Linked DNA regions of Homo sapiens: region 1 is linked to region 2. Evidence: read pairs that join two places in POLR2A ChIA-PET (ENCODE). Cell type or tissue: OCI-LY7. All regions are shown on one strand. Each heading gives the region's core, and the rest is flanking DNA. Links, peaks and the distances in the headings are about the cores only. Region 1 has its middle 13 kb from the start of CXCR4. Region 2 has its middle 120 kb from the start of CXCR4.

Region 1 (16,443 bases), core at 7,008-12,007, 130 kb before region 2:
CAGCCTCCGGAGTAGCTGGGACTGCGGATGTGCAGCACCACGCCTGGCTAATTTTTGTATTTTTAGTAGAGATGGGGTTTCACCATATTGGCTAGGCTGGTCTTGAACTCCTGACCTCGTGATCTGCCTACCTCGGCCTCCCAAAGTGCTGGGATTACAGACATGAGCCACTGAGTTTGGTCGAGTCTGTGTCTTTCTCTCTCTCTTTTTTTTTTTTCAAAAGACTTTGATGTAAAGTAGAAAAAGACAGGCAATGGAGACACATTATCAGTGTCTGATCCTTGTCTTAGTGTCTCAGCATATTATAATATTGTATACAATGAGCCATCCTTCTGGAAATGCTGTCTGCTCTTGGCTTCCATAGACCCTACATTTTTGGATTTTCTTGAGCTTCACTGTCTTCTCAGTCCCCTTTGCAAGTTCATCCTCCTCCACTCAGCCTCTAAGAGTTAGAAGCACTCAGGGTTCAGTCCTTGGCCCTGTTCTCTATCTACTGTACTTGATTTAATCTCGATCCCTTTAAATGTCATCTGCATGGTGATAACTCTCAAACAACTATCTCTGGCCTCATCCTACCCCTGGAGCTCCTTAGACTCACATTTTCATCTGCCTACTTCACATCTTCACTAAGATATCCCCAGGAACCTCCCACTCACATGTTTATTATTCCCACTTACATAATGACCCCACTCTAGTTAGGCTGAGGCTGCCGGTTGCCCACCAACATCCTTTCTACGTTTCTTCCTTTAGTAAAAGGACTCCTCAATTTTAGTTTGGTGTATAGCTGCTCAACCAGAGGCTTCACTTCATGCCTCCATTTCAGTTAGGTGTGATCTTGTGGCTAGGCTCTGAACGATGAGATGTCAACAGAAGGGATGCAGGCCACTTTCAGATTGTGGCCCTAAAATTGTCCTTTCCCTCCTGGCTGGGACACAGTTGTAAGGGCTGAAGCCTAACACAGCTAACTTAGATCTAAAGACAGAAACCTTGCACTTATGATGCCAGAGCTGCCTTCCCAGCCCTGGACTCTCTACCTGTGGCTGATTATGTGAGAGAGAAATGTTTCCATCTTCTTTGAGCCACTATGCTTTGGGACCGTTCTGAACAGGAGCTTAGGCTATGCCCCTAACTATCATACCCAGTCTTCCCCACCTCATAAATTTCATCTCCATCCACCTAATTTCTCAAGCCAGAAAGCAGTGAATACCCACCCTATTCTTCTTCAGATCCAGTGTATCAGCATGTCCTACTAGTATTACCTAAAAAGTATAATTGAGATCCATCCACAATCCAAATTTGTGTGCAGCTACTACATTACCTCCTAACTGGTCACCTCATTTTATTTTTGTCCCCATATGACCCTTCAACTAAGTGCAGCCAAAGACAACTTTAAAACTTAAATGCATCATGTTGTGTTCCTGTTGGAAACCTCTCAATGCCTTCTCATTTCATTAAGACAAAGTCCCAAGTGTCCTGAACTTGATCCTCTATGATCTGGCCTTTGCTTTCTTCCCCAGCCTTACTGTGTGTCACTTTCCCCTTGCTCACCAGGCCTCAGCCACAATGGCCTTCTTTCCATTTTAGTTCCTCAAACGGGCCAGGCCCTTTCCCACCCCAGGCCTCTGCTCACGTGCTGTTTCTGCGTCTCCATGTCTATTCCCTCATGCTTTGTCAGTTCAGCTCCTATTTCTCTTTCAGGCATCAGCCTAACTCCCTCTTCCTCAGGTCTCCAATTGTGTTTCATAACAACCTATTCTTTTCATTTATAATACACCGCAATTTATAATTCAATGTTAAATGGAGGCTCTGTTTATGTGTTTGTGTGTGTGTGTGTGTGTGTGTGTGTTTTGTTGTTGTTGTTTTTTTTTGTTTTTGTTTTTTTGTTTTTTAGGCAGGGGTCTTACTCTGTCTCCCAGGCTGGAATGCAGTGGTGCAATCATGGCTCATTGCTGCCTTGACCTCCTGGACTCAAGCAATTCTCCCACCTCAGCCTCCTGAGTAGCTGGGACTACAGGCATGAGCCACCATGCCCAGATAATTTTTTCAGAGATGGGGTCTCATTATGTTACCAGGCTGGTCTTGGACCCAGGATCTCAAGCAGTCCTCCTGCCTCAACCTCCCAAAGTGTTGAGATTACAGGCATGAGCCACTGAGCCCGGCCTGTGTTCGTTTAATACCTGTCTTCCCTCCTAGACTGGAAGCTGTTAGGAAAGTGGGGCCATGTTGCTGTTGTTCACCTTCATACACCCAGCTTCAATAGGGTGCCTACCACATAGTAGTTGCTCAATAAAACTAGTACTTCCTGAAATGAAATAAGTCGTAGAAGAACAAGATGAGAGCAGAGGTTAAGAAAAATAAATCTGGGAGAAATGTGTAGAATGGATTTTAGTTGGATGGATAAATTTCCTACGACTGCCATAGAAAATTCCCATAAACTAGAGACCTTAAAACAACAGAAATTTATTCTCCCACAGTTCTGGGAGTCACAAGTCTGAAATAGAAGTGTCAGCAGGGCCGTGCTCCCTCTGAGGTCTCTAGGGGGATTCTTCCTTACCTCTTTTAGCTCCTGGTGCTTGTTGGCAATCCCTGGGGTTCCATGGCCGTGGCAGCATGACTCCCATCTCTGCCTGCTGTCACATGGTGTTCCCCTATGTGTCCCTTCTTTCTCTGGGTCTCCTCTTCTTAAAAGGATACCTGTCATATTGGATTTATGACCTGCATTACTCAGGTATGACCTCATCTTAACTAATTACATTTTCAAAGACCCTATTTCTAAATAAGTTCAGGCTAAGGTTCTGGGTGGACACGGGTTTTTGGGGAGACACTATTCCACGTAGAGTACTTGGGGTATAAGGAAACCAATTTGCAATCTTGCAGGCTGGAGGTGAAAAAGACCTGAACTGTGTTGTAGTGAGAATTTAGAGGAAAGGATGAAACCAAGTGACATTTAAGAAATTAAAGACCATAGAATGTTAGGGCTGGAAGAGATCCTAGAGGCTTCCATGTCTAGTGATTCTCAGGTTAGGCTTCTTATGTCCTTCAGATGGGGTGCCTCAGAGGTGGCCAGGAAGTAGAGGGCACAGGAGAGATTTTCCGGGTCTGCTACTCCTTGTTTAATTAGAACAATTATTATTTTATATTTTCCATGTTAGGTATCCACATAAGATACTGTTTGAAGATCAGTTGTGCTACATATCTCTTATTTCACCATTTAGGAAATTGTAGCCAATTAAAGAGTAAGACAGTGGTTCAGAAAAAATTGCCTAGTATGGACTACTGGTTTTAAGAATTTGGGGAGAAGGTGGCCAGAGTAGTATAGGAAACTTTCATAAAAGGGACAAGGTTTAAACCCAGTGGCTGCACTTGTGAAATACAGTGAGTAAACAAGGTTCAATTGTCTTTGTTCCTGTAAGCTACAGTTCTTCTGGATGGAGATGTGGGTGTGGCCCGGTCCCTATAGCAGGGGTGCAGGATGAGGTGGAAGGTGACGGGGACCTGCCAGCAAGTTCTTCCTGCCAGGGTCACTCAGCAACACGCTGAACACAGGGATGAAGGAGAAGGAAGTGCCTCAGGTGACATCCAGATCCCACAAGTAAAATATGAGGAGACAAGATGGTGTGGTGGGTGGGAGAAAGTGGTTTGGACCCAGATTTGGTTTATGGGGACCCCTTTTGTTTTGGACATTGGGTTTGAGGTGACATTGGAACAGTAAAACTTTGGTAAGTAAACTTGGATGAATTAAGTCATTTTATGTGTCTGTTTTGTAACCTCCATGACCTTTTAATTTCAATGACAGGGTAGTATCTCCCAGGCCATGGTGTCCTCCCCAGAGTGCCCATTTTGGAACATGCATTGTGGAAGTTAAGGAAACATCAGTCTGTGATGGGGACTGTCATCTCCACCTGAATCACACACTGTCTTACTCGGTGGCCTTTCCAGATCCACTCAGGGCCCTTCTAATTTTTGGTTTATACTACAGTCAAAGTTATCATTTCAAAACACCAAAACACAAACAGATTGTGTTAGCCACCCCTGCTTAAAACACTTCCCATTGCTCTTAGAGCAAGGATCAAAGTCCTTGAGGTACATTAGCAGATTCAGGCTAGAGGTGACTGTGTCTTGATTCTCTGGCCTTCCCTGGCACCACTTCTCCTCTGATCTTAGAGATCTGGCCACAGAGTCTCAGTTTCGCTGACTTCTTCCTGCCCCAGGGCCTTTGCACATGTCCTTCATGCTGTCATTTCCTGCACCCCTTACCCTCTCCAAACACGCACTCATTCCTCAGATGCCAGCACAGTTAACATTTCCTTGACCCCTGGCCCACCCCAGTCTAAATCAGTTCAGATCAGTTTCTCTTTTCTTTCAGAGCCCTATGCTCAGTTTATAAATGTGTGTTTATTCCCCAGGTTATTTAACATTTATTTCTCCTCTTCTAAGTTTCATATGAGCAGGGGCTATGTATGTTTTGCTGTGTTAAGCACCTAGCATAGCACTTGAAATGTAGTAACGGAATGAATGAATGAGTAAAAGCTCAAACTCCCAATATTTGACTTCTTTAGTTTCCAAACCCTAAAGTTGCATTGAAAAGCACAATTTTATTTTTTGGGCAAACACTACTTTTGCCTATAGAGACATATCACACTTTAACAAAAATGTACACTATAAATTTTATTTCTGCTATATAAATATTTGGCAAGTTAAAGTTATATCAGGTGTTAAAAATACATTTCTTTAGAGACCTTGATTTTGGCTGTTAAAGCACTTGCTGGGAGATGTTCCTATGTTTTAAGTGTAAAGGAATAGATTGTACTGACTTGGAAAAAAATCTCTAGAAAACCAGGTCCTTATATCACCTTTTGGAGGCTGTGACCATTGAGGAGGTGCTGCTCAGATCTCCCATTAAGAAAGAACTTTCCATGGGCCCAATTAGTCAACAATCTCTAGCTGGGAGCACCTCTTTCTGGCAGAGGCATCTGTACTTGCTCTTCCCAAGCAGCCCCCAGCCAATGATGGAACATGGTTGAAATCCCAGGGCCATTTCTGCCCAACACAGGACTTCTCTAACAGGTACCCTTTCCTTGGGAGCTCTCAGTTGGGTTGGCCAAGACTTTGTTGGATCTTCAATGTGGTCTGAGGCTTTCTCTTCCCAATCCTGCTTTCTCCCCAAGATCACAGTCTGAAGCCTTTCTCTTCCTAGTCTGCTTTCTTTCCCTTTCCATCTTCATACCCGATACCCTCTCATAAACCTCTTGTACTCCTAACTCTGTCTCAGCATCTGCTTCCCAAAAGATACAATGGATGCAGAGGGCTTCCAGCAATATACTCATGTGACATTAAAATGTTAGAAATTTAATTATTTTGTTTTATTGTCAATTTTCCTTTCCCAGTTCATTCCCTATGAAGATTTAGTTTATAGGCCAATTTATAAGGCCTATTTCTGAAATAAAGAATAATTCTAGAAAAAGAGTAATTCCTTTGTGACTAGCCTATAAGCTCATGGGGCCTGACACTGTGTTTGTTACTGTCCTATCCCAACACTTGACACATAGTTGATGCTCAATAAATATTTGTTGAATGAATGAATGAATGTATATCTTAACAACAAGGTTTGTTTGTTTTTTTTTTCCTGCTTATATTGAACAGAAGAGGCAAGAACAAGACATACTACAACAGCATTTTAGATGGAGGCTGTATTAGTTTGCTCAGGCTGCCATAACGAAATACCACAGACGGGGGGGTTTAAACAACAGAAGTTCATTGTATCATAGTTTTAGAGCATAGAAGTCCAAGATCAAGGTGTCAGCAGAGTTGATTTCTTCTGAGGCCATTCTCCTTGGCTTATAGATGGCCATGTTCCCCTCATGTCTTCACATGGTCTCCCTCTGTGTGTGTCTGTGCCCTAATTTTCTCTTGTTATAAGAACACCAGGCCGGGCACGGTGGCTCATGCCTGTAATCCCAGCACTTTGGGAGGCTGAGGAAGGCGGATCGTGAGGTCAGGAGACCGAGACCATCCTGGCTAACATGGTGAAACCCCGTCTCTACTAAAAATACAAAAAAATTAGCTGGGCATGGTGGCGGGCGCCGGTAGTCCCAGCTACTTGGGAGGCTGAGGCAGGAGAATGGTGTGAACCCAGGAGGCGGAGCTTGCAGTGAGCCGAGATCTCGCCACTGCACTCCAGCCTGGGCGACAGAGCGAGACTCCGTCTCAAAAAAAAAAAAAAAAAAAAAAAAAAGAACACCAGTTATGTCAGATTAGGGCTCATTCCAGTGATTTCATTTCACGTTACTTATCTCTTTAAAAACACTATTTCCTAATACAGTCACATTCTGAGGTACTGGGGGGTTAGGGCTTCAACAAATGAATTTTACAGGGCGGACATGGTGGGGGCCAAGTCAGCCCATAACAGAACTGCCAGTAAACAACTCTTTTGTGTAAAGATTTTTTTCTGAGATGCGGTCTTGCTGTGTTGCCCAGGCTGGTCTCAAACTCCTGGGCTCAAGCAGTCCTCTTGCCTCAGCCTCTTGAGTAGCTGGGACTACAGGCATGCACCACTGTGCCCAGCTTAAAGTGTTTTAACTTGTGTTGGATGCTAATGGAAATAGAAATAAAATACAATAAAACAAAAAATAAAAATTACATGAAATAAAGCAAATAATTAATATCCTTCCTTTAATGTTTAATTTATAGCCAAAGAGTTATATAAGTGTATCTATAAGTATAATGAAGTATAAGACCAAAATCTCTTGATAATTCCAGGTAGACTTGTGATGCTTGACCAGGTAAGTCATACATTGTAACAAAGACACAAATTTCAACTCATAAAAGACCATACACTTGAAACTATGAATAGAAAGGTCTTTACCATGTGGATTTAAAATCTCAATCAAAATAGGTAATACCTTTATCATTAAAACATATACTTTTTAGAAGAATTTATAGTCACATTTGGACAATTTGTTTTTGAGGATAATAATACAAATTGTTAACTTTTTACTTATTAATATATTAATTTTATTTATTTATTTATTTGAACTGGAGTCTCTGTCACCCAGGCTTGAGTGCAGTGGTGCAGTGGTGCAGTCAGCTCACTGTAACCTGTGCCTCCCGGGTTCCAGCAATTCTCCTGCCTCAGCCTCCCAAGTAGCTGGGATGGCAGGTGCATGCAAGCATGCCTGGTAATTTTTGTATTTTTAGTAGACACAGGGTTTCGCCATGTTGGCCAGGCTGGTCTCGAACTCCTGACCTCAGGTGATCCACCCACCTCGGCCTCTCGAAGTATTGGGATTACAGGCGTGAGCCACTGCACCTGGCCAATATATTAATTTCATTTTAACTATAGGCAAAATGTTAGCTTTTCCTTTCTAGTCCCTGTTTTCGATCTGATTCCTGAGCCTATCTCAAGTAATAAAAGTAACAGACTTGCAGAATCCTCTCCACAAAGTGAGCATTGGTCTTTTTCGCTGGCTTTTCCCACCTTGGAACCTTGCATATGTGACATGCTGCAAACCACCATTGTTGTGTGCGGCTATATTCTGAGGACTTATTCGAATGAAGGAAGTTCTTCCCCAACATGACATTTCCTTTCTAATACAATACAAAAATGGAATATTTAGGGTTGACCACTTACACATTGTTCCCATTTCAGGCCCCCACACTATTGCCGTCATGTGTGAATGCCTAACCCTTTCAGAGATTTCCGTTAGGGCTTTCTAGTATATTTACTTTCCTGTGGATTTTGAAAGACTTGACCTCTCTGGGAGAAGTGCTTTGAGAAACCCCAGATCTGTATTGCTTCTACTAAAGCCTTAACGGGCTGGTCTTGTGAAGATGGTGCCATGAGTATGTATTGATTTGAAATATGCTCACTTGCCATAAGTTCAGTCTGGCCTGTGGCTGCTCACACACAGCCCTGAATTGCATTCTCCTATACTTTGGGAATTCTCTAGAATGCTTCCTTGAGATCATGACCTTCAGTTCAGAAATGCTAGACTGCATCAAAGGCACTACTGGGAATATAATATAGTTAGGATTTCTGCTACTAGTAAACCCTACTATAGTCATGTATTGTTCAGTGACCAGGACGTGTTCTGGAAAATGTGTGGTGAGGCGATTTCGTCATTGTGCAAACATCACAGAGTGTGCTTACACAAAGCCAGATGGTGCAGCCTACTACACACCTAGGCTGTACAGCCTATTGCTCCTGGGGTATAAAGCTTACAGTGTGGTACTGTACTGAATACCATAGGCAACTGTAGCACAAGGGTATTTTTGTATCTTAACCCATATAAACATAGAAAAGGTACAGTAAATGCATGGTATTATAATTTTATGGGACCACTATCATATATGCGGCCTGTCTTTGATCAAAACATTGTTATGCAGTACATGGACTCTACTATATTCTAAGTACCTTGAGGGTGATATGTATGTCTGATTTTTTCTTTAGATATCCTACAAATGCCTATTTCAGTTCAACTCAACATTTATCTAGTGCCTAGTTGGGTCCTGAGTTGATTAAAAGAGGAAAAGGAAGAGACGAGGGTTCTTTCTTGGAGTACTTATAGCCTAGGAAGGAGCATGGGGATTGTAGACTTCTTTCCTCCCTTCCCTACACCTTTTAAAACAACTCAATCAGTTCACGCCTGTAATCCCAGCACTTTGGGAGCCCAAGGCGGGTGGATCATTTGAAGGTCAGGAGTTCAAGATCAGCCTGACCAACATGGTGAAACCCCATCTCTACTAAAAAAAAAAAAAAAAAAAAAAATAGCTGGGCATGGTGGTGCATGCCTGTAATCCCAGCTACTTGGGAAGCTGAGGCATGATAATTGCTTGAACCCAGGAGGCAGAGGTTGCAGTGAGCTGAGATGGTGCCACTGCCCTCCAGCCTGGGCAACAGAGCGAGACTCTGTCTCAAAAAACAAACAAACAACAACAAACCCAAGCCAATTATCTTTTCACTATTCATTATAGTAAGTTTGGAAAATAGGGAGAAATCAAAAGAAAAAAATATTTTACAATTGCCCCAAAGCTTATTACTTAACTACTGCTGACAACATTTTATCTTTTTAAAAAAATACGCAGACTATTGAACCTCTTTCATTTTACACATCGTAAACATTTTCTAACAAACTTTCCTCCCTTCTGTATACCTTTTAAAACAAGCCAATCGGCCGTGCATGGTGGCTTGTTTTCAAAGGTGTAGGAAAGGGAGGAATGTTTAAAAACATTTTCTTTTTAAACATTGATTAAGAAGCTGGATAATATTTCATTCTGTAGATTCACCATAGTTTGTTTCATTCTCATTTTGCTGTCAGATGTTTAGGCAAATGCCAGTTTTTTTTTTTTTTTGTTATTACAAATGTAATACTCAACTTTGTACACAGAGTATTTTTAAGATTTAGGATCAGTTTCCTGAAATTAGGTGTCTAGAAATGGTCTCTCTGTATCAAAGGGGATGAGCGTAGCGGCTCTGGAGACGTTTGCCCTTGGCTTTGGAAAGGTCTGGCCAGCTTATGTCTGACCAGCAGGGCTCAGAGGTGCTTGGCTCTCTCTACTCTGGCCCTTGGGACGTTATTATTTTAAAAATGTGTGCTAATTTGATAAGTAAGAAACAGTGTGTTGTTATTTTGATTTTCATTTATTTGGTTGCTAGTGAGGATGAACATTTCCTCATATTTTTGTTTATCAGTTTTATTTCCTCTTTTGCGAAGGGGTACTTTGAGTCCTTTCTGATTTTATTTACTATTTCCACACATCTTTCTTCTTTTCCACTCCATACGCATGGGGTTTCCATCTGGCTAGGGATTTTTTTCCAGGGCCACCTTAGCCTGGACGCCTTGTCCTCCTTTACTCTGGACCATGGGAACTGAGCAGCCGCTTTTGTGCTGTCATCCAGATATAGCAGAAAACTCACATTTACACAGAAAGCACTTGGCAGTTTCCTCAGCGTCTTCTCACATTCTTTTCATCTGAAACAGAAGCTGGGCCTCTCACCTTGGGAAGAGTGTTCTATAAAGTAATGAATTTGCTTGGAGATGTTTCTAGTAAGAGACAGAACAGAGCAGCCCCTTGGAGATTAGTTTTGATATTCCCACGAGGCACCTGAAGGCTAAAAGGAAATAGAATTATCCTCCTTCCCCCAAGAGCTGGGGTCAGGTCCAAAAACGCTTTCTGCACCATTGATTTTTCTTAGGCTTTTGTGGCTCAGCTTGTGGCCATGAAACACTATTCATTGCCATGGATTATGGCTTTTTCTTTTGTCCTATTTACGGACTGTCTGTGTAGTCACTGCCAAAAGTTGTGATTGGTGATTATCACTTTGGAGGAGCAAAGCTGATGTTGCTCACACCAGACAAAGGTTAGTCAGCGCACCTCAACAACTTTCATTAGTGAGACATCACTGCTGTAGCTTCAGGGAGTTATAAGAGAAGGAGATGCCACCTTTATCAGCACTCTGGGAGATGAAAGTGACACAGCTGCACAAAGGTGGATTAAAAAAAAGCAACTCTCTTACCCCAGATTGTTCTTTCTAAAATAAAAGACCCAGTAAAGAAGCAAGATTTTGCCAAGCAATATGGCAAACCAGTACCCAGACCCACATTGAGGGTTACCTGTGAAAGCATTTTGTCAATAGTAAAGGTGCCTTATAAGTGGTAGGTATCACATTTATGTGAATAAAGTCACTAGTTCTCTGGGGCTTTCAGTGCCTGAAGCTTAAAGAGTAAACTTTCTTATATTTCGAGTTTCACTTGTTCATTTTTATAAAATTTCTACTATCGCTTAAGCATATTCTAGACCAGGGGTTGGTAAACCACAGCCTGCAGGTCAGATCTGGCCTGCCACCTGTTTTTGTTTTTAATAGCAGAGAAGCAAAGAATGGTTTTTACATGTTTTAGTGATTGAAAAAAAATCAAAAGGAGAATATCTCATGACACATGAAAATTTCATGAAATTTAAATTTCAATGTCCACAGATACAATTTTATTGGGACACAACAGCCACACTCACTTTTTTATGCATTTTCTTGTTACCATGGCAGAGTTGAGTGGTTGTGCTGGAAACTACATGGCCCTCTAGGTAGCCTAAAGTATTTGCTACCTGGCCCTTTACAGAAAAAGCTTGGGACCAATGTTCTAGACACTGGAAATACAGCTATGAACAAAACAGACCTACATAGTCTTTACATTCACAGAGCTTACATTCAGGTATAGCTTACTTTAAAAATGGCCCAGGGGGACTGGCACCCTTGATTTTGGCTTTGGAAACCTCAAGTCCTAAACAACTGAGCTAACCTTATATAATTTTAGCCAACATTGGCACAGCCTTATGGAATCTGATTGTTTTTTAATCAAATGAAGTATCTATTAATTAACTATGTTAGACTGCAAAGGTCTTGGTGCTTAAGACATTGAATTTGTTGAGAAAACAATGTTTACAAATTTAAAAAGAAGATAATGCCATTTACAATAGCTTCTTTTAACTTTTCAAAAGCCTTTTATGTGTGGGATCTTCCCATGTCTCAGACTTCATGTGCTAAGAATTTAGGATGGAAAAGCTCACTTGGACTGATAGAAACAGAGTAGGCTTGCCAAAGGAAGTGGGATGTGGTCCAAGATGATGGTCTTGATTTCCTTCTTCAATCCCAGGAGCCTAACAAGTTGTCTTCTGTGAACAGAAGGCCAAAAAACTACCACCAGGGCTTTTTCCCATATCCTACGGCTTGGCAGGACTTTTGCTCTTATCTTCATGACGTGAACAGCTTCCTTTGGGCTGGTAAAGCAGGAAGGACGATCAGGATTGGGGGCCTGACACCCAGCTCGTGAGGTGGGCTGGGATATGATACCCCTTAAATGGGGAATGAGTGGGAGCAAGACTGAGGGAAAATTGGGTGGGTGGGTGGAATCTTGGATTTCTTAAAATGTTGGACATTGGAAAGTCTGCGAGGTCTTTAGCTAATTTTCCAGCATGTCTAGAACATCAAAGGACTACATCTTCCACTCTACCGTGAGCAGCTTTCATACTTGCCTGGTCCAGAGTGGTGTTCAGTAAATGATTCAGTAAGTGAATGACTGTGAAAGAATGAAGGAACGAAGGAAGGAAGTCAAGTCATACACAGGAACATTAATCAGAATACTTAGGGCCGGGTGTGGTGGCTCATGGCTGTAATTCCAGCGTTTTGGGAGGCTGAGGTGGGAGGATCACTTGAGTATAGGAGTTTGAGACCAGTCTGGGTAAGATGCTGAGACTCCCGTCTCTACAAAACAAAACAAAACAAATAACCCGAGCCTGGTGGTGCACACCTGTGGTCCCAAATACACCAGAGGCTGAAGTGGGAGAATTGCTTGAGCCCAGGAGGTCGAGGCTGCAGTGAGCCATGTTTGCGCCACTGCACTCCAGCCTAACTGTCAGAGTTGAGACCCTGTCTCAAAAAACAACGACAACAACAACAAAAAAACTTAGAGAATTTTGTGTGCTCCCAGGAATAGGAATTTATGGGTGTTGATTCATTTGCTTATTCCACAAAATATGAAGCTCCTACTATACGCCAGGCACAGTGTATCAAGTTAACTTGAAACCCATTTTATTTCAACCACAAATAGTGCAAATCTTTCTAGAATGTCAGTGTCTGCTTTGTCACTTACAAAAGGACAATCAGGTGAGTGTCCGGTCTTCAACCCTGAAGAGTACTGAAGAGCATGAAGGATGTTTTTGACTTCATAGTTATTTTCCTGAATATTGGCTAACATTAAGGCAAATAATAAAGTTCCTGTAGTGCTTAGGAAGGCACACTCTGGTGTCAGATGACCTGGGTTCAAACCCAGGCTTTATCACTTATAAAACATGTGACATTGGGCCAATTTTAAGCTTTGTTCTATGCTTCAGTTTCCCCATCTGTAAAATAGGCAAATAATAATACTTACTGTGTAGGGCTGTTACGAAGATTAAATAGTCAAAGCCCCTTGGTGTGTAGTAAACCCTCAAGGTCAATGTTAACTGTTATTGCTATCACATAGGACTTGACCTAGAAATAGAAAAGATAGGGAAGTTTGGACTGAATATGTTGAGAATGTGAGGACATCTCCTAGAAATTGGTTGTCCTGTTTTCACATTTATAGTGTGTGTAGTAGAAAGAACATTAACCCCTTTATTTGTAGTTAAACTTTGCCTGTGCCCTCGCCTGAAAATGGAGCTAGCAATATTGCTGGGACTCTTGCATCTTACATATGAGAGTGCCTGGAATTTCAATATACATTACTTTTCTTCAGACAGAGTCAAATACGAGGAAGTAATTCCCTTTAATTAAGAGTGTTGATGAGTTGGGTTCTGGTTAATTGAACTGTAATATGTAAATCAACTTAATAGTGGACTGGCTCTGCCAGATAAACACACAGCACCTGGTGTAGTTTGGTTGAGCACCTTTATTTGTTTGATTTTGAAAAACTCTGTCCCTTCTGTGACTTCTTCACATTGGGGATCCCTCAACTCAGCCTGCAGCCAGCTGGAATTTTCAGTTGAAAGAAGGATTTTCAGAAGGTTTTAGAAGATTTTAATTGTTGGACTTGATAAAATTGATTTAAATTAATCCAAGCCAGTTTCAGACAGTGGAACAATAGGCTGGTACCTCATCACTCATTTTTTAAATAAAAGGAGAAAAATGGGAAGTGTTCCAAATTGAGTCACAGGCAGTGGTGAGGATTAAATGAGTAAACATCGTTGGCTTTAGAGAGACAGATATTTGATGATAATTAGAATCCCCAGCATTTTACCATTTATTTTTCTTTGTAGGATGGCTTCCTAGCACAGCCTGTGGCAGCTCATCAGGGAACAAAGAAGAAATGACAGTGTCCCTGCCCTTGAGAAGCTGATACTCCAGTGAGAGAAGAAAACAGGCAAAGAGAAAGATGTCACGATGACAAAGTAACATTGAAATGAATGTAGAAGATAATTGTGGGGGTTCGGTAAGGTGGGAATGAGTAGAGTGCATTGAAGTGAGACTCACCCTGGAACCCTGTCCAGTGATACTGTCTTAGTCGGTTCTGGCTACTATAATGAAATACCATAGACTGGCTGGCATGTAAATAACATAAACTTATGTCTCACAGTTCTGAAGGCTTGGAAGTCCAAGATCAAGACACCAGCAAATTTTGTGTCTGGTGAAGGCCCACTTTCTGGTTCATAGATGGCACCTTCTAGCTGTTTCCTTATACGACAGAAGGGGCTAGCTAGATTTCTGGGATCTCTTTTATAAAGGCATTACAAATTGTGAGGGCTGCATGCTTATGACCTAATCATCTCCCGAAGACCCTATCTCTTAATACCATCACCTTGAGGGTTAGGATTTCAACATGAGAATTTTGAGAGGACACATTCAGACCATAGCAAATACCAAGCTTTTTATGGATTCATACTATTTCAGAGAATTATACTGGTTGGCTATATCCTTATTTCGATTATTACTATCACCTTAAAAAAGGGATTCTCAACTTTGAGCATTACTGACATTTTGGGCCAGATCATTTTGTTGTGGGGGCTGTCCTGTGTATTGTAGGATGTCTAGCAATATCCCTGGCCCCTCCCCACTAGATGCCACTAGCACCTTGTCTACTACTCCTCCCCGCGCCCCCTACTTCCTCAGTATGATGACCCCAAATGTTTCCAGACCTTACCAAATGTTCCCTGTTGGGCCAGTTGCCCCCGGTTGATGACCATTGTGTTTAAAGAATTCATTTCAACTATTTTATCGGCCCCTAAGGCACCAGCCTCCCTCTGAGGCTGTGTCCATGGGAATGCTATCTGTGGCTGCTTGCGGATCTCTCCAGCACTGACTGGCTAAGTCACACTGGCAGCCATGGGTGAGACTTCCTCAACGTGGGTGGAGCAAATTCCTACGATGCCAGGCTGCAAGGTTGCATTTCTGCATTTCTAGGTGTCGGGGATGCCTTGATTATTTTCCAAAGTAATCTAAATTTTGTCTCCAGGGATCCTTGCCCCTCCTAAATGGGTATTATCTGGGAATAAGACAGCTCAATTGTTTATGGAGCCTTTATTTAATATTTGACAATATCTAGGAGAAAGTCACAAACACTTAGTTCAATTATTAAAATAAAGCCTGTAGGGTATCTCCCCAAAAGAGTATCCCAGAATCATTATTTTAATTTAAGCATAATTATAAAAGGGGGCTGGGAAGCCTGCAGTAGGGGGAGATAAATTTTCAAGTGTCATTTTAGGAAAACAAAGGCTTTGCAAGAGAAAACATCCACTTTCCCCCCTAGTTGCAGGCTTAATGTTATTAATAAGTTAGATGTCAGATGTATGCTGTTATTGGCAGCATGCATACAATTTAAATATTTTAGCTTTCATTATACAACTGAATCTACATGACTGAACTTCAAGGGCCCCATTCATAAGGGATGAGGAGAGGGAACAATCAGCTACTTCATGCAAGGGCTGGCCAGCAGACTGGGTTTCCCCACATTGTCAGACAAACCACGACACAGGGAAGGCTTTGGAGACGCTCTAACATGGCAGGGTTGGGACAGAGAATGATGGGGGTGGGGGGCACCCTTTTGGGGCAGGGAGAGAGCCAAGGCTTGTTTTTCTTTTGGAAAAAAAGCTATTCCATCTTTGTTCCAAGGGAGAATGAAATATCCATTAAGACTGGTGACACTGGGAATTTTGTTTTGGCTCAGTTCCTTTTGTTGTGACTCCACGGTAAAGGAGAGGAATCTGGGGTAAGGAGGTTTCAAGCCAAGATGAGAAAGAAAAAGCATGCCTTCCAAGGATTTCTTCTATTGTCTCCCGGAGAATAAATATTTATAGAGAGGGTTCAAGTGAAGTCTGTCTCAATGGTTGTGGCTTTAAGACTAAGCCTTTGAGAGAGTGCATGTAAAACTATGCTTAAATGAAGGGTGATCCAATTAGGCTTCTCAGGGAAAACCAAGAAACCTCAAGATAATTTCCTATCTGAAATCTAATTGTGTCCTCAAGTAGAATATGAATACCACTTTGAATTACCCCAGATCCATAGACGGCAGCAAAAATGTACAGCCAAATTGGATTCTATTTTAAGTAATTAAGTTATTTCCCTTCACAGGATCTATAATTTGCCTTGAACAAATGTGATTTGCCTCAGAAAGATAAGGCATTGCAATTTTTCCTCCAAAATGGATTTTCTGTGCCAGAAACAATTACTAAAAGTAGACCAAATATTGTCGTAATTATATCCTACTTATTATCTGAGTGCATGCCTGGAGTGTACCCTGTTTGTGTTCCAATGTGAGGTAGGTATGGCTAGAGTTTAGAAATTATCTTTAAATAGAAACCAAAGCTGAAATTTACTCAAGAGCCTGGGGCTTGCACAATGGTCGTGTTAATAGCAACGGGTGGTTACATAAGTCTCCAAAATCTTGTGCAAAATGTGAGCAACAGGGAGCTTGCTTC
Region 2 (16,443 bases), core at 5,466-10,465:
TGTCAGGGAACAAACAGTGAGTCAGAAGTGTCATATAAAACCCAATAGCAACGAGTTGATTCTGCACCGAGGTTTGCAGAATGGGAATGCGACTTCCCTGGCTCCATGACTTGATTCTGCACTGACGTTCACAGAATGGGAATGCAACTTCCCTGGCTCCATGGCATGTTGACGAGAGTCAGAGCTGAAGACCAGGGAGCCTGGGGGTGGTATCTATTGGAATTTTTCAGCCTCACTGATCAAAGTAGCTTGGATGAGATGGAAAAGGGCCAGAGTTCAGGCGGGGGGAAATATAGCTGGGTCAGAAGGAGTTTCATTGACAACTTAAGGAATAGCAACTCCTCTGGTATTCAATATGTAGGTGAAGCTAAAGAGGATATTGGGAATGTGTGCAGGAAGCCTCATGCAAGAATTTTCACAGTGGCACTGCTTGTAATAACAAAAACATTGGAATTAACTCAAATGTCCATCAAGCAGAGACTGGATAAATGTACGGGGGTGAACTTGCTTAATGGAATAATAGACAGTAATGAGAGTGGAATAAACAAGAGCTACATGTATTAACATGGATGGCTTTTCAACTGCACAATGCTGAGCAAAAGAGCAAACAGAAGAAAGAAAATGTGTGTATAAAGAAAAACCATGCATGTCAAGTTTAAGAAAACGTGAAACCATACTATATATTGTGTATCCAATTGTGACTGGATATAGACATACTGAGTACAAATGTTTTAAAATGCATGGGAATAATAAAAACCAAATTCACTTTAGTGGTTATATTTGGGCAGATGGAGAGGAGACGTGACCAGGGAGGGGGTACACAAGAGATGCCAATTGTATTAATGTTTTATCCTTTAACGTGGGCTGTAGGTACATAGATGTTTTGTTATATTACTCTGTAGTTTTTTTGTAAGTCTGAAATATTTCACAAGAACTTATCATCCCCCTCCTATCCACACAGAATTTTTAAAGAATCTAGAAGATAGCGTTTCTGAGGAAGGAAAATGGGTATGTTGGAGTGTTACAAAGAGAAATAAAGTGATGTAGTGTCTTGCAAGAGTAGGTGCTTAATATATGTATTTGCTGAAATTAACAAAGTTTGGGAAGGAAAGTAAACAGACCCAGAGAGTAATAGAAAAGGCGAATGAAATGAAAGGGCTCTGGGGAGAAGAAAGTTTGGATCCAGTGATGTGTGGAAGATAGCAGCACACACAATGAAGCAAAACGGGAGGATCGGTGAGTTGGATGGATGCTGAAAACCAGCCAAACTCCCCACTTCCTCAGCCTCAGAGCTTGGAAGGAGCTTCTGCTGTGTTGGGAATTCCTGTTGCCAGAACGTCATCTTCTAGGTGCAGCTCATCAGGATGTTGTAAATGGTTTCTTAACAAAATTATTCTTGCTAAGAGAAAGGGAGAAAGAAAATGCTTTTGAGTTTATCCATGCAAGAAGGTCATCAAAAAATGGCGATCAGCCTGAACTTTTTTGCTGAACTAAGAGAGTTCCTTTAGTCGTTTTTCATGAAGTTCACAGTGTGATTTTTATTCTATTTTGTAGATCATGTTTTCCTGTGATCTACAAGGTGACATACAGCTTTGATAAGGATGTGATCAGCATTCTGGTTTAATAATTGGCATACAATGGGTTTTTTGGAATTGCATCATATGTCTTCAGTATTATTATTTCTTTGCTTGGGTGATTTATTCTCCTGGATTCTGAGAACACAAATTGGGCTTTTAGAGTTAGCAAGCTGAAAAATGTTCGTTTTTAAACCTGTTACTCCATAAAGTCGGCTGTGCCCTGAGCTCCTTTGATGTTGCTCAGTAGACACTGAGAACGTTTCAGACAAATTCATTTTTAACTGCTCACGGAGGGCTTTGGATTATCATCTAGTCATTGTTCTAACCATTGGGACAGACCTTTGCTGAACAATGTTGGATTAATCAGGCAGAACAGAGCTCGAATCTCCTCATTCCTTTTGTCTGTATGAACTGAGCCCTGGACTCACAGCACGTAGAATTCTGGGGCTTAGGGAGCTTCTGCCTGTGCTTTATTTTGTTGTTTTATTCAATTAAAAATTAATTTTAGTTTGTTCTCTTTCTCCTCCATGGCTCAAACTATTAAAGATAGTTCTGAGGAAGGAAATGCAAAATAGCAAGAAATTGTTCTGCTTGCCAATGGCCCAGGGCCTCTTGCTTTCTAGGTTAAAAGGACTGTTTGGGGGAAATGAAGTTCTGTCTCTCTAACGACACTGTTTAGTTTTGCATCCTATTTTAGTTGGAGGGTGAAATGAACCAGATCTGTTTCTAGCCAGTCTGACTCTTTGATTCCAGATTGGGGCATCTTCAACAGGGTTTTATATCCTGTTGGAATGCAAGGCTATTTTAAGAAATCCCTATTGGATTGAGAAAAAGCACATAGTATAATTATGGTGACCAAACCATGTGTCCCAGATTTTCCAGGATGTTCCCCAAATTCATGTAGTTTCAATCTTTTCAATAAAGTAAGTGCATTTTGTATGCATCAACATGGAGCCTGATAAAGGGTATCTTTGTGTATGTGAGTGTGTAAAATAAAAATAAATATATATAAGTATATATATTTTATATAAATAAAAGTGTATATACCCACTTTTTTGCTGTGTGTATTCATTTAAATGAAATCTTCTTTAGGATCTTGTGGTTTCAGAATAGATGATCAGTAAGTATTGCAAAAATAACTGTCAAGGTCCTAACTAGCTGAGTGACCTTGAACAAGTCAGTTCCTGTCTCTGGATCTCATCAGTTCCTCACCATTCTGGCACATAGCAGGATCTCAGTAACTGTGCTGTTGAAAACCAAATGCCAAGCCCTTTCAGAATTCTCAGTCTTTGTCTTTACTTCTCCCTCTGTGTGTTCCATACTCCATGGCCTAGTCCATTGTACTTGCCTCAGTCTTCATATTGTATGATCTTTTACTGTTGTCTTGTAAGCTTCACTCCTAGGCTGCAAGAGGCTTGAGGGCTGGGATGGGTCTTCACATTTAAAAAATCTCCATGGTTTAGCACAGTGCCAGGCAGATATAAAAAAACAAACTGAAGGAAATACACCAAAAAGATGAGATAATAGATGACAATAAAAATGTATTCTTCATACTTTTTCATATTTTCCGTTATTATTATTATTATTATTATTTGAGACAGAGTCTCACTCTTGTCACTGAGGCTAGAGTGCAGTGGCACAATCTTGGCTCACTGCAACCCCTGCCTCCCAGGTTCGAGCAATTCTCCCGCCTCAGCCTCCCGAGTAGCTGGGATTACAGGCACCCACTATCATGCCCAGCTAATTTTTGTATTTTTGTAGAGATGAGGTGTCACCATGTTGGCCAGGCTGGTCCTGAACTCCTGACCTCAGGTGATCCACCCGCCTTGGCCTCCCAAAGTGCTGGGATTACAGGTGTGAGCCACTGCACTTGGCCCATTATTTTATTTTATTTTTAATCATAAATAGTATTACTTAGAGAATGATAAAAACAAAAACAGTAAGTGGTATTTTTTTCGAACACTCAGGATCGGAGAGGATCTGAGAAGCATGCTGTACATGTTTCCACCCCAAGGCCAATGTAGCATCCTTGCCTTAGCTTCCAATGTGCAAGAACAGCTGGCTATTCCTAGGGCTTTCCCACAAGCCCCAGACACACTGTTGTGAGGGGCGGCCACGTGGGTGTCACAGCTGGGAACTGGTTCTACTGTGGCCTGTCCCTTTTCAGGGATTGATTTGGGCTGTGTTACGGTAATCAAGCACAAACCAACAGTTATGTGGGATGTCTTATATATACCAAATACCCCTGCAGCTGGAACGCACTCAATTATCTTGACTGCCTTGGGGCTGAGCTGAGTGATGCAGCCAGGCCCTGTGCTAGGTGCGAAAGTGACTCAAAGGAGCCAGGCTGTGTGTTTCATGCTGTTTAGCAGTTTGCAAGCTAGTTGGGCTAATAATATGTGTGCATTCAAAGCTAACCAATATCAGAAGGCAGTATTTAAGCTTCAAATGAGTTTCTAGGAGGTAGAGAGGGTAGGAGGGCTGTGTAAGAAGGTGGTGTTTTGAGATGGGACTTGACCCAGGGTCTCCAATGGTGGCGAAGAGGAGGCAGGCCTTCCAGGGAAGGAAACAGCTTGCAGAAAAGCCTAGCAGTGGGAGTAAGTTTGGCTTGTGTATTTCATTTAGGGGTGGTGGGGAACTGAGTGATGGATGGGGACAGAGAAGAAAATGTGCAGCCGCGAATGGGAAAGTGATGGAGACGTGGGTATAGGCCAGGTCTGGGAAGGTTGTGAGAGCAGGACAAAGGTGGAGCCATGAACTGGAAGGTGGTATGGGCCCTTGTGTGGCTCTCAGGGGAGGAGGTGCTCTAATGTAACCACTCTGGGCCACAGATTCTTCCCATATGTGGAAATGTGGTATGAACCCTGTTAAGAACATGGGCCATGGGTGAGATGCTTGTGTTTGATTCCTGGCTCCACATCGTATCACCTGTTTGAGACTCAATTTCCTTATCTGCAAAATGGTGATAATGAAGCCCCTTCTCATAAAATTGTTCTGAGGATAAAGGAGATAATCCATATAAAGTGTTTAGCATAATGTCTGGCACATTGCATGTGTCTAATAAATCGCTGTTTTATGCAAATGAATATTAGTACTTATTTCATCAGTATGGTAAAAATGGTAGTAAATCTAGAAAAACCAAATATCAAAATAACTGGAAATTATTCTATTAAGAGAATGAACTTGAGAATGCTTCAGGGAGATCTTTGTTGGAAAGTCCCACTCCAATTCTACAATTTGGCTCCATTTACTGTGGCTTAGCTTTTGTGAAATATTTATGTTGGCAGGTTACTCAACTATAATTTTTGTTCGTTATCCCTCTAAGCTTGGTGAGGAAGATTAGTCTGTTTATCTTATATTGCAGAAGACACATGTAGATATAAATGCACTGCCATTTAGTTACAACATCTCTTCCATTAGCATTTACCGTGGTTGTCAGCCAAACTTCTATGGGGTGGAGGGGAAGAGAAGGGGACAAAGGGGTCCGTGAGTGACGGTGGTTGGGCAATTTTATACTGTGAAGAAGAAGGTGGTGGAAAATTTGGAGGCACCAGGGTGGTTTCTGCTTTGCCAGACTTAAGACTCAGCCTTGGAAGTCCTTGCAGAAGATTAGGAATGACCAAAATTGCTAAAACAAGACTGGCAAAGCAAACCAAATACCTCATACTCTTTAAAATATTAGTCATTCCTTCGGATGCTATAGTTTAAATTCTCCCTAATTAAAATTAACAACCTTTGGGGGACATTTGAGTGCCATTATCAGTGGACTTCTTAGTGGAGAATTATTTTCCAAGCCAAAGGACAACACCCCCAAACTTGGCTGCTACTTGACATTCCTGTGTGCCGGACTTACGTGAGTCTTTTTAACTAATGACAATGGTGAGCTGAGAAGGTCCTCCAGGGGATATGACTCACAGTGACTCAGGTGCACCAGAGCCTTGATCTAGCCCTATTGTTTTTCGTCAATAGGCCTTTGCCATGATCCAGCTGGAATATCAGTGGAATTGAGCTGGTCATGATAGAAAGAGAGGCCATTCAATGCCAATGCTCTTGTGAGATGCCTGGTAGTGCCGGTTACCTCTGCAGTGGCTGGCCCTGGTCTATGTGTGCTGTCTAACCACATAGATGATGGTGGCAGTGCCTAATGGTCCAGGCAGATGGGGGCCTGAATGAGCAGAGGGAAGGCATCAAACACATCTCAGGGCACAGCCTTGACAACATCAGATGCCTCCTAGGTTCTTCTCATACATAATAATGAAACTTTTCCACAGCCCTGCAAAGCACTGGTTGCTGTTTCACATGGGACAAATGCCTGTGTTGACCCTCAATTCCAGCCCACGGAGCTGACCTCCTGTGTCTTCTTCACTACCCCTCTATAGGGCTTTTTACTCCCATTTGAGAAAAGAATGATGCCTCCATTTAGAAGGAAACATACTGCACCCCAGGCTGGGCCTTTTGTATTTGGCTCAAGAGCTGTGCAGTGTTTGTTTTTTCCCTGCCACACATCCATTTCCCCTTCCTTTAGAAGCAGCATTCTAGTTTTCCTTGGGGTCAGCATCCCTTCCTCAGCCTTAGCCAATGTGTGGGCCAGATAGAGCTGACCCCACCCTCTGGAGTACTGGCATATGTGTGTGACCTAGGTCCGGCCAGTTGGCATCATAGTGCTTGTTTCAGAGATGGACACATATAAGTCAAGCTGGACCGATGGGTATTAGCTCTGGGGTTTTTTATGTAACTATTGACAAAGAGGTGCTTGCTTTCCTCTGGGGCTGCTAACTTGGTAGGGTATAAAGTTGGAGCTGCTGGTAGATTATCTACATGAATAAATAAGAAGAGCTTGCCCAGAGAATAAAGTAAAACCAAGAGGCAGAGGGAGAGAGACATGTTCCTGAAGACAGTGTTTGAGCACCTGGGTACCTGAATGTGGATCGTTTAAAAAATTACACAAGCCAAATTAATAAGCTTTTTTGTCTGAACCATTTTGAGCTGGTGTTTTTGTCACTTACAGCCTAAATAATTTTGGATAATAAAAAGTTCATCAAAAAGGTGTACAATTAAATTTAGGAACTTTGAGGTTGCAGTGCTGTGATCCCACCACTGCACTCCAGCCTGGGTGACAGAGCAAGACACAGTCTCAAAAAAATTTTTTTAAAGGAACTTGTATTTTCCTGAGGACTGTGCCTTCACATATTGTCTGTGGTACTAGCAGTCTACCACCTACCCAGGGACCACAGAAATCTTGGGTGGCAGAAACGGGCAGTACTTTTACATCTCCGATACCTGTGGCTTTTGGCCACCTCGATTTTAGAGAAGAGAGTCATAGGTAATGTTTAGTTGAAGAACTTTCCTCAACCAATATTTTCCAGATAACTTATATTTTTCTTACTTGTTTTCTGTAATATTGAAAAAGTGTCCAGGCAAATACTGACCCTCTGGGCTATATAGAAAAGGTATAGAAATCATTCACTGGAATGTAAAGTTGAGTGTATTCTGAGCTTTAATGGATCTGAAACATTTCAGGAGAATATCACGAAGTTCTGGAATCATCATTTCAGCATAGGACCTTAGAGTCCTGTTCTGGTTGAACCTCTTTATCCCAGAGGAGAAAAGATTCAGAGAGACAAAGAAGTTTCGCTTAAGGCTCATGGTGAATATAGTTGCAGACAATCAGTACAAATGAAGAGGAGAGAGGGTCCTGCTGAATACCTCATAAAGACCAGAAACTAGACCCTTTGCTTACTGTATTATAACTCTTTGAACAGATTCCCAGCTGAAACCATCAGAAGAGATGATTGGACTCACTGCTGAAACATCCAGCAGTGTGGCCTAGCTTCAGGTAAAGATGGATCCAGGAGTTTGGAATCAAATCCTAAAGACAAAGTCTCTTTTTTTTCTCTGTGTTAATTGTGCTGCTTTCCTTTGTGTTGGTTTTAATTCCCCAGCAGGTTCTGTCCACATGGTAGCTTCTGGCAGCTGTTAAGATTTTGTGCTACCAGATTAGTAATTCCAGTTGATGAACAGCTTATATTTCCCAATAGTTCCAGCAGAATCTCAGGAGTCATGTTTGTGGGCTCCAAAAGGGTAACTCCTGAATCAGTCAGTATGACCAGGGGTTTGCTGTCAGCATCATGGGCCAACTCAAATCAGCTGAGTGGAGACTGAGAGTAGGGGAGGGGTGGGCAAGGTGAACATGCTGTTACCTGGAGGAGGAATCATTGCCAGAAACACTAGAGGGCCACTACTCTTACGATGGGCAAGGAGGAGGTGGGGTGGGGGAGGGCCAGAGATTTTCTTTCAGGAGCTAAATCCCAGGGCTTAGTAATGGTATTTGGCCTTAAGCCTGCAAATGGCACTTTCATCCAGCAATATAAGCCCTGAAGTTTTTCTCAGCTGCAGAGAAGAGGTTTCCAGGAGGGTGTCAGTTTGGCCCTTGCTGGTGGCCTGGCCTCTGCTAAACATCTCGGCCGTGCTCCTCCATTTTCTGGCCGTGATAAGGCACCCCGCCAAGCATATCTCAGACAAATATCTGTATTGTTTGTGGTGTGATTGTGACTTCCTGTCTTCCAATTTAGTTTTCTGCCTTACTTTTCACTGTCTGGGTCATTTGATACTACATCTGGCACTTCCTGTTTTTTAAGACTCTGACTCTAGTCATCTGACTGTAGAAAACAGAGGTCAACTTCTTCATAAGTGATGCCAGCTTTAGTCACTTGTTTTGGTATACTAGTTGAGATTTGCGTAAGGAAAATTGTCAGGTGTCTGCTGGTTTTCTTAGCCTCAGACACTTCCCTATTTATAAGTTTTTGTTTTTCAGACATTGGGACTTTCTCCCCCTTGTGTGGATGTGGTGGGAGTGGGTGATCTCTGCCCTGTCCCTACAAATAATTCAACGGTGGTTCTCTCTCTCTTAAGGAGAACTACCAGTCCCGTAGATGCAGCTCTAGAATGAGGGTGCTTTGGGCATAACAGGCTCAGCCATCCTTCTGGTGTCTCGCCCTGTCTCCTTTCCCATCCTTGGGTTCACTTCTCTCCCTTTTTCTCTTCACTTCAAAAGTGGTTAGCTCCAGTTAAATACCTGGAGTTGGGACAGCAGAAAAGCTGCTAAATGCAGATTTGCTTTTTCTCACTAAAGAAAGAGGAACATTTTAGTCACTAATTTTCACTTCATTTAACCTTTCTTTCCACAGAATGGCCTGACTTTTGCTGGAAGGGGACAAAGCCCTAAGACATTTATATCCATGAGTAGAACATTTATGATATCACTTACACAGCTTCCTGGCCTGAGCTTTTCCAGACTTAGCTTATATTTTAGTCAAAGTAGAGGGATGGATTTAAGGAATTGTCTAAGATAAGTGAGAAGAGAGGACATTTGTCCTACCTAAAGGCAATGGCAGCTTGTGGGTGTGGCGGGGGGAATCTATAAAAAACATCGAAACAGGCTGGGCATGGTAGCTCACGCCTGTAATCTGAGCACTTTGGGAGGCCAAGGTGGGCGGATCACCTGAGGTCAGGATTTTAAGACCAGCTTGGCCAACATGGTGAAACCCCATCTCTACTATACAAAAATTGGCCAGGCATGGTGGTGGGTGCCTGTAATCCCAGCTACTCGGGAGGCTGAGACAGGAGAATGGCGTGAACCCCGGAGGCAGAGGTTGCAGTGAGCTGAGATCGCTCCACTGCACTCCAGCCTGGGCGACAGAGCGAGACTCTGTCTCAAAAAAAAAAAAAAAGAAACAAACACTTGAGGCTTGACATTCTGCTCCTTCTCCATGTGAGGTCTTCACTGAGCAAAAGCAATGGTTAGCTGTGGCAGCTGTGAAGAATCAGAGCATGGCTGTGGGTATGTTCCACCAGCATCTCCAAGGCTGTAGCTGGACTTCACAAAGGCTCAGTTTCCAGATGAGCTGCCTCTGACTGCCCTACTTCCCAGGGGCATGGGAGGTGAAGGCCAAATCTCCTCTCCTCTTCTCTCCTACTTTCACCTCAAGCAGTGGGACCACTGGAGCTGTGGAAATGTCTAGGCCTCCAGTGTTTCTGCCAATAGGGTCACAAGAGCAAGGAAAATCTCTTGTCTCTGAATTCTCCCTTCACTTGTCTTACCTGGGTGATGATGGAGGGGCATGTTGGAAGTCTGTCTGGCTAATTGTGTAAGAGTGTGTGTGTGTGTGCACGTGCACACACATACATGTGAGACACACATGCTCAGCAACATCCCAGCTCAGGCCTTCATATTCCTCAGTTAGAACTACAGAATTAAGTGCTTACCTTACCCATTGAAAGAGAGGCAATACTGCTCAGTGTCATGACTTAAAACAAGGGAAAAACCAACCAAATCCCAAACCAAACAAAAACTCCCTTGTTTTGTTGTAATGCTTTAAATGACCTCATTTCTTCTCCAAAGCCACCTCATGAGGTTGGAAGGACAGGCATCATGGATGGATGGGAGGTTTTAGATGGGGAGAGGGAAGGAACCCACCTGTCAGTGGGCTTCCACATCCAGCGTCAGTTTAGAAGGCCTGCATTTCATTTTTAGTTGACAAAAGAAACCAAACTGGCCAGGCGCGGTGGCTCACACCTGTAATCCCAGCACTTTGGGAGGCTGAGGTGGGTGGATCATGAGGTCAGGAGATTGAGACCATCCTGGCTAACACGGTAAAACCCTGTCTCTACTAAAAATACAAAAAAAAAAAAAATTAGTCAGGCTTGGTGGCGGGCACCTGTAGTCCCAGCTACTCAGGAGGCTGAGGCAGGAGAATCGTGTGAACCTGGGATGTGGAGCTTGCAGTGAGCTGAGATCATGCTACTGCACTCCACTCCAGCCTGGGCGACAGAGCAAGACTCCATCTCAAAAAAGAAACCAAACCAGCCAACCAGCAAACAACAACAAATGGCCTTTCACCCATACAGACAAAAGAAATCTGACGTGCCTGGAGTTTATGGAGAAGCCATCCAAAGCAGATGGGGCCATCACAAAGTTATCAATGCCACCAGAAAGGGATGGACACCTGCGGTGAAATGAGATTTCTAGAGTCCCTCTAATTGCTGCTTCCATGTAGGAAGGTGTCTTCCTACACCCTGTCCCTGAAGCTCTAACAGAGGTCAATCAGGGCAGCAGGAGTTTCTTGGTGGCCTGTAGAAAGGACAGCGGCTCACCCTGGGGTTGGACTCTGTCTCTGTTCCCTTTCTTTTTCTTCCTTCTCACCTCCACCAAGTCTGATACCAGTCCCAGTGAGGATATCATCTGGGAAATACCTCATGTGTCCCAGGAGTCTTACCTTTTGCATGTTCTGCTCTGTGATCTCTGGTGGGAATCTGCAGTACAGCAGGACTGGACTGGAACAAGGCAACAAGGACTAGGAGCCTTCCGTCCAAATCTTGGCTTAGCCATTTTCACTTACCGAATGCCCTTAGGGAGGCACTTAATCTTTTCAAGTCCCTCTTGGTATATCTATAAAATAATAAACCAAGGTGTTTTGTGTGGTGTTCTAACAGTGCTTGGTACAGTGCCTTGCACCCAGTAAGTCCTCAATACAAGGAAGAGATTAGTAGTATCCTCTGGATACAGACCAATTTTTCTAATCCTGAATGAAATTCCAATAAGCTGCTACTTTTGATTATCATGATAATCAGAGATACTATGATTTTTGAACATCCTCTCTTTCAAAAATATATTTGCTTATGGCTTAGTATTACAGTGAAGCCTCCGGCATGCGACAGACCTGGGTTCATGTTCTGGCTTCACCATTTATCTCCTTCTCTTCTCTGTTTCCTTATCTGAAAGCTGGGGCTAAGGACAGACAGTTCCTTCAGGTTGTGTTATACATATGAGAAGTGTATGAAAAGGGCTCAGTGAGTGGTTGTTGTTGTTCCATTTTATTGAGTACGTATTGTGTGCTCATGTTCTCACACCTGATTTCTTGTGTTGTCAACACAATAATCTTGAGAGGTAGGAATTATTATCATTCTTATTTTATGGGATAGGAAACTGCGGCTCTGGGAGGTCAAGTCTGAGGTCACATAGCTAGGAAGTGGTTGAAACTGCACTGAAATCTCAGTGTGGGAATCCTTCCACATCACTCTCCAACTGAACCCTATACATTTTTACCCCAGCCCTAGGGTTCCTACCTTCTCTTTAGCTTTCGGCATTTCCACGATTCACTCTCCTCTGGGTGTGCCACCCTGTCCTCAGCCAGGATGCCCAGAGGCTTCCTGTCCTGGCCTCTGCCATCTCTGTCTCTCTCCATGCTTGTCTCCCCCACCAGACTTCGGCATCCTTGAGGCCTGTGGCTAGGCCAGTCCCTACTTACCCAGCGCTGGTGGCCAGCCTGGCCCACAGCAGACCTCTCCCCAGTGTGTGTAAAATTAGAAACTGACAATGCAAGGTAGTGCCTGGGAGTTTCAGGGTGCAGGGCCATCCCACACTGTCTGTCCACCTCCATCTCTGGGTGACCTGGCACAGATGGGCTGTGGGACGTTCTGAGATGTTCCGAGATGGCTGTGGACTGTGAACTCCACTTTCCTCTGAGTCATCAGCACTCCACATACACTGAGCTCATCTGACTCTACTGGCAAGATGGCCCAGGCCTGCTGGCTTCGGGACCCACATCCTGCCCCCATCCTGTGTACCCATCGTGTGGTATTAGTAAGCCCAGCAACTCTGGGCCACACTGCTTTACCAGTCCTCTAAGCCTCTACTGCTGACCACAGCCACATGCAAGCTTCCAAACATGCCTCAAACATGTATTTGTCTGTTCATTCATTCATTCATTCATTCCCACACTGATCTAGGTCCTACAGATACCTAGACAAATAAGGAACTCGGGCCAGGCGCGGTGGCTCACGCCTGTAATCCCAGCTTTTAGAAAGGCAGAGGTGGGAGAATAGCTTGAGCCCAAGAGTTTGAGACCTGCCTGGGCAATGTCGCAAGACCCCGTTCTCCACAAAAAGGAAAAAAAAAGACAAAAAAAAAGTGTAACAAATAAGGAACTCAGAGCTAAGTGTAAGGGTTTCCCACACCTGCATATGTCTCAGAGTCACCTAGGAAAGTTTTTACAAATACAGTTTCCTGGACTCCACTGGAGACCTACAGAAGAAGGATCTCTAGGAGTAGGTTTATAGGAATCTGTATATTTAAGATACTCACAGCCAGACTCTGAACACAACTGGTTTGGAGAACCTGTAGTCAGGGAATTCGCTGAGTAGCAAATACCTTGAGAAGGCAAGAAAGCAAGACAGAGGCTGCGAGTGGGGAGTGCTGCCCTGCCACAGCCTTATCCTTTGCATTTGGGATCATGGCCTCTAAAAATCCTGTAGCATTTTCTTCTTCCCAGGAGCTCCCGCATGCAAAACTGCTACCAGATAGTCAGCTCCCTGAGGACAGGGACACATCTATTTCCATCCCTGTTATGTCCCCTGTGCCCACAGCAGGGCCTGGTATCTAGAAGGTGCCAGGCAAAAATTTGTTGAATAAATGAATCAGTGAATGAATGAATTCATTCCCTGATTCCCTTTAGGTGCGGCATGCATACCATCTTGTCGTTTTGTGACAGTGTGTGTGTGTCTGTGTCTATAGGAGGTGGACAAGGAATGGCACAATAGGATGAGAGGTTACCTCGGCTTTGCATCCAGCGGGTTCCCTTCAGGCCCTGGGCTGTGAGGAGAAATGGGGTTTGGAAGTGGGGTCTATGGCCTGTCCCTGCAGAGAGAAAGGGGAGCATCGGGGCAGGAGTGTGCCCAGCCCTCTGGGGCGTGTGGAGCTTGCCAAAGACAGACCTTGGCCTGTGCTGAGGAAGAGAGAGGCGGCTGGCACAGAGCAGTCATTCAGACAGCAGTTGACCTCCTGCCAGCTCCAGCGAGGCCCTGAGGACCTCGGTCCTCCCCAGCCGGCCCACTGAGGCCTCAGAGAGAGGCCCATCCATCACGGGGGGCCCCCAGGGAGGGCCGGGGGTGGCTTTCTGTGTCAGTTAAGGGGCTTCATTTTCAGCACAGATCTTGTCAAATTCAAGCTGTCAACCGCACAGACCCTGAAAGCCTGTCACAGACCCCTGGGGACAGGCGTGTGGTGCATGACCTTGAGGGGACTCTGCTGAGTGTGGGACTGTGGTGATAAGAGGGACAAATGAGAGGAAGCCACCTGGGCCAATTGCATTATGCTTGTCCACACCACCCCTTTGTGCTTGTCCTTGAGGGACGTTGGGGCAGCTGCACTGAATATATTTCCTCCTTCCCTCTCCTTGGTTCCCCCTCTCCCTTTCTGCCATCTCTTACAAGGCACAGGGAAGGAGGCAGTGCACTCAGGTTAAGGACAGACTGGCTCTGCTGCCTAGAAGCTGTGTGACCTTGGGCAAGTGACTTAACCTCTCTGAATCTTTTCCCTCAGGTTGTGATGAAGATTGTATGAGGTGATACATTGCTAAGAACAGGCGGCATATTGTAACTGCTCCAGGGTTATTCACTATTGTTATCATTTTCATGGAGGTAAGGCACAAACAGTTTGGATTCCTTGCTGGTGTTCCCTCATCTCCTTAGCATTTCAAGCTGCACACTTCAACTCTACGTGACCTCACAACATCCCAGTGCCCATTTAAAGGTGAATAAATGGGCAGGCATGGTGGCTCATGCCTGTAATCCCAGCACTTTGGGAGGCCAAGGTGGGTGAATCACTTGAGGTCAGGAGTTCGAGACCAGCCTGGCCAACATGGCGAAACCCCATCTCTACTAACAATACAAAAATTAGCTGGGTGTGGCAGCACATGCCTGTAGTCCCAGCTACTCAGGAGGCTGAGGCAGGAGAATCACTTGAACCTGGGAGGCGGAGGTTGCAGTGAGTCCGGATGGGGCCACTACACTCCAGCCTGGGTGACAGAGTGAGATGTCTGTCTCAAAAAAACAAAAACAAACAAACAAAAAAACAAACAAAAAAATATTAAAGATGAGTAAATAGAGGCCGAGCTGGGATTGAAGGCCAGGACTCCCACTAAATTCCCATTTTGGTCTTCAGATGGGTTCCTGAGGAACTAGATAGCCCTGCCAGCCCTGTGTGTGGGTGCAGCCATTCAAGTTCTCTTCTGAGGGGACAGGCCGGGCTCTGGGCAGGGCATTCTTCTGTCATGTCAGGGAGGCGGGAGCTGCTCTGACTGGTGGGCTTCCCGCCGTCCGCTCTGGGGCAGGGAATATCTCAGCTGGGGCTGTGAGGAGCTTATATCTGGTTATTGGGTGAAGGTTGAAATCACGTTAGCTGAAAGTGGCCATCGGGGCAGGCCTGAGACATGAAGAAGACTGAGAGCAGACGGGAGCTCTGAGGAATGAGAACGCCAGGGAGGCTGGGGAAGCAACAGCAAGACTGACAAAACGGGGAGCTGCCCAGGACCACTGCTGGGCGTGCCCTGATGTCTGTGAGGAGACTGTTTTGGACCTCCTGCGGGGGCCAGTTTAAAGGGCCCAAAATGTTCTAGAAGGCTCCTCTGAGGAAAGCCAGAGTTCTCTCACTTTGCACCTGTGTTGAGTCCTGGCTGCTGGGACTGGCCCCAAGCCTCCTCCTCCTCCTCCTCAGGAGGAAACATTGCTGGTTGGAGGGGAGATCTAGGCAGAAACAGTAGGAACCTACTGCCACCCCCCCCACCCCCCCCCGCTACCACCCCGGCCCTGGCTGGCTCCTCACTTGCACTGATCAAGCACCTGCTGGGTTAGGGGGTTACAAAAAGTTGTGGGACAGGGCTGTTGGTTTGGCCTCTCATCTTCGTGGGAGGATCCTTACCCCTGGCCAAGGCAAGGGGCTCACACAGCCTCTCAGGAGGACTGTGGCCAAAGGACAAAACCAAACTCCTCCCCCGATATCAGGCTGTGAGCCAAAGGAGCCTTGAACTGTGGCAATGGCAACTACCACCCAGAAGCAGTGCTGGTGGGGGGTGGGGGAGGGAGAGGCAGAGGGAAGCCGGTGGTGGTCTGACAGGCAGCGGGGCAGACAGGGGTTATTGAAGGGCATGGCCTGCCTCCACGATTACTCAAAAGCAAGCTGCACTTCTTACTGGCCCTTTAAGAACGGCGCCTACGTGATGAAATGCCAGGGCTGAGTGGAAGCCCAGAGAGTGTGACCAGAAGCCACTCCCTCTGTGCTGAGAGTCACGCAATCTATGGTCCATGCCCGCGAGTGACTGGGAGCTTGTTTGTGTGGGGGGCTGTTCCCGCAGCTGGAAGCCCCAGGTAATCCCAACCCCCTGCAACTCACAGATGATACTAAACTAAACAGCCCTGGCTGCCTCTGCCTCGGACCCCATGTTCTCTTTCCCTCTTCCTAGGTGTCAAAGGGCTTAGACTAGACGCGTGTTTCCCCAAATGCGCTTTTGGGTACCACTGGCAAAACACAAACCAAATTTAGGTAGTGGATGGACAGGCTATTTTATATATTTATTTTAATGCTTATTAGAAAAAATTTAACTGGCACATCAAACTTATGATTTCATGGTTATTGGTACCTGGGATAAGACTAAGTTTAGTTAGGTAAAAAAGGTAAGTCAAATTTAAAGAAAAAACAATCAGGTAAATATTAGTATGGTCAACACTGTCCACTAGAAATACAATGGGAGACAAAATGGGAGCCACATACATGATTTAAAATTTTCTGTGAGTCACAGGGAATAAAAAATAAGTAGCTGAAAGTGATTTTAATAACAGATGTTTTATTTAACTTAGTATATCAAAAATGCCATTTCTACATGTAATCACTAGAAAAATTATTGAGAGATTTTATTGATTGACTTTTTTTTTTTTTCTGAGGGCCCACTGCAACCTCCGCCTCCCGGGTTCAAGTGATTCTCCTGCCTCAGCCTCCTGAATAGCTGGGATTACAGGCAGGCGCCATCATGCT

The links. Peaks named below come from ENCODE experiments on the same cell type or tissue, not always from the same donor. Only the 100,000 strongest peaks of a DNase experiment are listed, where the experiment ranks them.
Region 1: POLR2A ChIA-PET joins it to region 2 with 15 read pairs; 11 of 35 experiments call an interaction of 5 or more read pairs at or near these places.

What each region holds. Positions count from the first base shown.
Region 1 is chr2:136,097,052-136,113,494 of GRCh38, forward strand. No RefSeq gene overlaps it. Among named protein-coding and RNA genes, the nearest start is that of CXCR4, 13 kb to the right of the region's middle. In OCI-LY7, for the core only: no CTCF peak of the experiment used is centred there; no DNase peak of the experiment used is centred there; H3K4me3 peaks cover 1,184 bases; H3K27ac peaks cover 1,751 bases.
Region 2 is chr2:136,230,747-136,247,189 of GRCh38, forward strand. No RefSeq gene overlaps it. Among named protein-coding and RNA genes, the nearest start is that of CXCR4, 120 kb to the left of the region's middle. RefSeq lists enhancers at 4,994-6,193, 5,290-5,790, 8,423-8,492, 12,930-13,430, 13,431-13,931 and a silencer at 11,413-11,707. In OCI-LY7, for the core only: CTCF peaks have their summits at 6,638, 6,849, 7,756, 9,345 and 1 weaker place; DNase peaks (open chromatin) are centred at 7,835, 8,245, 8,965, 9,355 and 1 weaker place; H3K4me3 peaks cover 2,898 bases; H3K27ac peaks cover 4,991 bases.